2 separate regions of the Mus musculus genome follow, and region 1 is linked to region 2. Evidence: chromatin loops called from intact Hi-C (ENCODE). Cell type or tissue: heart. All regions are shown on one strand.

Region 1 (2,500 bases), 66 kb before region 2:
CTTCCTTCAGAAATGAACAGTGATGGGAAGCTGAAGCCAGAGAAACCTATGCTTCCCTAAGTTGCTTTGGTCATGGTGTTGTATCACAGTGATAATAACCCTAAATAAGACTCTGACTCTCTATGTCTCCATCTCTCTCTCTCTCTCTCTGTGTCTCTGTCTCACTCTCTGTCACATGCACACGCACGTTGTGTATTTGTGTATGTGAAACACTCGGACAAATGTTTGCCATAGCCTATGCGTGGAAGTCCCGGGACAACCTCAGCTATTGTTCCTTCTGGATTATTTGAAACAGGTATGCCAAGCTACCTAGGCAGTAGCTTCCTGGGATTCTTGTTTCCACCTCCATCTTACCATAGGAGCAGTGAGATACCTGGGCATCCATATCCAGCTCCTATGGGCTCTGGGGATTCCAAGTCAGACCCTTGTACTCAGGTGGCAAGAAGTTCACCCATTGATTCATCTCACAGACTTGAGCTTGCCTTTCCTATCAACAGCCTTGACCATTGGTAACAGAAACCTTCCTAAGAGTAGTATTGTAGCAAGTCCCACCAGGAGTTGATCATTTCAAGGTAGAATAATTAAACACTGCCAGGCGTGGTGGCAAAACCATGTATCCCCAGCATTCAGGAGGCTGAAGCAGGAGGAGCGTAAAAGTATGCGTTTGAGATAAGACTGACAAACATAGTAAAATCCATCTCAAAAAAAGATTAAGTAAAAAAATAAAGGTGTCTCTTGCATGCAACACGCCAACATAGGGTCCATGAAGGACTATTTGATTTGAAGTCAAGAGACAGGTTCTTTTTCTGGCTCTACCAGTTATTCAGGAATGGCCTAAGCCAAGTGATTTCAGCTGTCACTGGACCAACTGGACATTCTATAAGCCAAGCTTCAAGAAACAAAAACTGACGCCAGATACTTGACCCTCGTGGCCTAACACTGATCTATGACCTGACAGACCAGAGAATACTATTTCCCAAAGTCACACCTGTGTACCAGCCCTCCCCTGAATCACCAAATAGGAAAACATATCATTCCATGTACCCTTATTCTCCTGTGCAGTCCTTTAAAATCTTAACAATTAACTATTCCCTGCATTTCTGGGGACTGTTTCTACTCTCAATACCTCTCATTTCGTAATCTTATATTTCCAGAGCATCTCATCAATAGAAGAAATATATACCCTTACTCCACACAATATCCAAGACTCTTTAATGGTCTGGATTTCATCCACACTTCAGCGAGTCTCTGCAAAGGCCCTCTAGAGACAACTCTTCCTGGCCAGTCTTTCACATCTATAGATGCCTTCACCTCTACATTTTTTATATCAAGTTTCCTGTCAGCCCTGTCTACATATTTGGCCACAGTGAGTTGTTCTTTTTGTTTTGTTTTGTTTTAATTTCAAATTATTTTTCTTACTTGCCACTGGATCATCCAGATGGTCAAGTTCCTGCCTTTCATTGCCTGCTTCCGTCATGTGGAAGCTCCCTGGAGGAAGCCCTGCTTAGACTCCAGTGACGCAGATGATAAGGTCTTCACAGGAGGGGCAGGAAGGCCCAGGGGGAAGGAAGTTGGTCCTCAAACCATTGAGGGAGGGAGACACTCAGGAGCTGATTCCAGGGGAGAGGTTCAGGAGGTAAAGCAAATTCACAGCATCAGTTTTGTTGCTCTTAAGAGCGAGCCCTTTCCACAGACAAAGTTAGAGAGCTAGATGCTACTACGATCCTCCCGTGTCTATTGAAATATTTGCTTCACTTTTTATCGCTCAATAAAAGGTTGTTGAGTACCCAGAGGACCCGGGATTCTGTGAGATGTTCCATGTACAGAACTATAATCAGAAGATCTTTGGCTTTAAGAAGTTCACAATCTTGAGGCACTGCTTGACAAAGCAACAATAGGCTGTGTTCCACAGTGTAGTCAGGACAAGCGGAATTCAGGGACATTTAACAAAGGTCATGGGACCTGGCCATGGCTCCCGGGGAGGGTGTCAGTACACCAGGTTTTGCGGACTGGATTACGGTCTAGAGGACAGTGTGGTTCACGAAAACAGCAAAGACTACTTCTGGCTCTTGGCCTCTTTCTTACAATGAACAAAAACTGTGTCTTCATTCTCAACGTCTCCAAACTGTTGATGGTGGAAGCCTCGGTGTAATGGAGGCAAAGCCAGTGAGCTACAATGCTGGAGCAAAGGAGGGTGGAAAGAAAGAAAGAAAGAAAGAAAGAAAGAAAGAAAGAAAGAAAGCCAAAGTGCCTAAATGTATAGGAAAGTTTTACCAGTCTAAAGCTGATGATGCCCAGGATTCATTGTCTGGAAATGGCCATTCCAGAGACCATTGTTAGAGACAGAATAGAAAACCTGTGGGCAAGCAGGGCGGTGGTGGCGCACGCCTTTAATCCCAGCACTTGGGAGGCAGAGGCAGGTGGATTTCTGAGTTCCAGGTCAGCCTGGTCTACAAAGTGAGTTCCAAGACAGGGCTACACAGAGAACCCTGTCTCGAAA
Region 2 (2,500 bases):
TAACTCCAAGACCTTTTCCAGACTAGGTGGCCTTTGAATTCAGCGTGAGGTGATGTTCTTAGGACTGCCTCTGGAAGCTGACATCACACAGCCTAGCGCGGACCCTTTCCAAACCTTCAACTTTTGTCAGTTTTTTTCAGTCAGACACTCAAAAGCTCTGAATAGTGTGTGTGTGTGTGTGTGTGTCTGTGTGTGTGTGTGTCTGTGTGTGTGTGTGTGTGTCTGTGTGTGTGTGTGTGTCTGTGTGTGTGTGTGTGTGTGTGTGTGTCTGTGTGTGTGTGTCTGTGTGTGTCTGTGTGTGTGTGTGTGTGTGTGTGTGTGTGTGGTGGAAAGTGTGGGGAGGAGAGGTTTACTTTGCAGTAGCTCTTTTGAAGTGTTTAATTCCTCTCTTGTAATCTGTGTGTGGACACACAGTGTAAGCTATCAGTTTGGGTTCAGCAATTCTGTTCTCATTGGCTGATGTTTTCCCCTGTGGCTCGGGGCTTCTGTCCAGCAGCTGGGTGGCAAAGTTTGTTTTATCTGGATTCAGAAATGTTAACAAATTAAAATCATATTCTCTCTCTGTTTTCTCTGTCTCTCTCCCTCCCTCTCTCCCTCTTTCTCTCTCCCTCTTCCTCCCTTAGTCCCTCCTTATCTCTCCTTAATGCTCTCATTTAGGTTGAAGGAGCCCCTGCAGCTGTGTGTGTGTGTGTGTGTGTGTGTGTGTGTGTGTGTGTGTGTGTGTGTGTGCATGCTCAGGGGAGCACTGTGTGTCTGCTTTTCTTCTTCTTTTTGAAAATACAGGAAATGCACAAAAGAAAGACAGTTCGGTTGGAGCCACTGCTTCCCCTCAGCGCCTTTCCCTCCCCGCCCCCACTCCCCAGCACCGGCTTTTAATTTTCAAAAGCACTGCAATTGCTTGGTGTGGTTTCAAGAGCTGGGGTGCCATTCTCCCTGATGATGACTCTGCTGACGTCAATGGCATTCTTATCGTGCCGAGTGCGACATCAGAAACCAGCCCTCAGAGGCTCCTCTTATTCACAGCGTCTGGGCTCTCAGCAAAACGCGGACCGGATTTCAGCAAGGCAAGGCTCCTTCGTTCCAGCAAGCCAGAGTTGTGCTCTGCAAAGCAGCCGCCTTAGTCTGTGGCTTGTCAGTTAGGATCCTGTCCTCTAGTGTCCTCTCCTTCAAGGACCCAAAGGGGACAAGATTGCTGAGTAGAATGTAGACCTCCCTCAGCTTGCAGATCCGTGTTCCGTGCTTCTGATCCCAGGATGGAAGCCAGCCAACCCTGCTCCTGGTCTGTCTTTAGGGTTCACTAAAGCTTTTGATAGAAGATTATTTTCTTATACTGTGTTGCAGGCTCAGTCCTTGAAGTGATCTTGGTTTTTACTCTCTGAATCAGAACCATATTGACTTCATACTGCAGTGAACACCTTTTCCTTCCTTTTCATAAACATTTTGTTTAAGAAATAAGATTGTGGGGATGAAGAAAATAACCATAGCTCAGTATAAAACGGTATCACTGTGAACTGAACATTTTACTGTCAGTGTAACTGTTGGAGAAATCTCACTGACGTGCTCAACTTTCAAGGGACGCACTAGGTTCTAAGTTCAAGTTCGTTATTCATTTCCTCCCCGGGAGCTGCGGACTGCTATTATGCTGCTAAAGAAACAGCCTCTGTTTGCAGTCAAGTTTATTAGGGTTCAACTCTACCTTCAGATTTCAGATTTGGCTATAGCTCAACTGGAAGGCTGTAAAGACCCAAGGACACTTAGCATGGCAGGATGGTGAACACCTAATCTAAGCAGGCATTGCCTGTCTGACATCAATACAGATGAATCAAATGTTGGTACAATCACTTCTCTAAGATTGCCAAACTGCCTATAACCAACTTAGTAGGAGCAACTGTTCAGAAGAAACTCTGTTTAACACCTCAAGGTAGAGCTATTAGTTCTGTGTAGAAATATTTAGAATCCTGACACTGAAGGATGCCAGCCTGTACTTCACTCAACCCTTCTGCATTCATATGAGGTACTGAAGCCCAAAGACGGTTGTATGGTGTATTCAAGATCACACAGTCATTACCCCCACAAGACTGATAAAAAACTAATGCTCACACTGTCATGGTATTCCAGTGCTGATCTTTTAAAATAAAATAAATGTTATTTTTAAGCTTGTTTTCTTTCTTTCCTTCTGTATTTCGTGTGTGTGTGTGTTGTGTGTGTGTGATGAAGGTGGGGGAGACAGTTGGTAAACTGACTGTGGGCTAGAGGATCTGAGTTAAATCTGCAAAAGCCATGTTAAAATTCAAGGTGTGGTAGCATCTGTTTGTGCTTGCAATCCTAGCTTAGGGGAGATAAAGACAGGAAGGTACTTGGGGCTCCACGGCTAGCCAGTCTCCCTTTGTTGATGAACTCCAGACCAAAAGGAGACACTGCCCCCAAAGGAATTGGATGGTTTTTCTGAGAAGGACACCTGAGATTGTTGTCTGGTGTCCACATACATCCACAGGCACAC

What was found. A loop is a pair of places that touch in the nucleus more often than their neighbours do. Peaks named below come from ENCODE experiments on the same cell type or tissue, not always from the same donor. Only the 100,000 strongest peaks of a DNase experiment are listed, where the experiment ranks them.
Region 1: it touches region 2 in a loop (2.3-fold over the local background); 5 of 42 quality-filtered maps call a loop at or near these places.

The regions. Positions count from the first base shown.
Region 1 is chr13:109,887,515-109,890,014 of GRCm38, reverse strand. All of the region lies in intron 7 of Pde4d (phosphodiesterase 4D, cAMP specific), which reads right to left. Among named protein-coding and RNA genes, the nearest start is that of Mir1904, 15 kb to the left of the region's middle. In heart, no CTCF peak of the experiment used is centred here; a DNase peak (open chromatin) is centred at 1,524.
Region 2 is chr13:109,821,054-109,823,553 of GRCm38, reverse strand. The region is part of intron 7 of Pde4d (phosphodiesterase 4D, cAMP specific); the gene reads right to left. Among named protein-coding and RNA genes, the nearest start is that of Mir1904, 82 kb to the left of the region's middle. In heart, no CTCF peak of the experiment used is centred here; a DNase peak (open chromatin) is centred at 993; H3K4me3 peaks cover 1,571 bases; H3K27ac peaks cover 2,500 bases.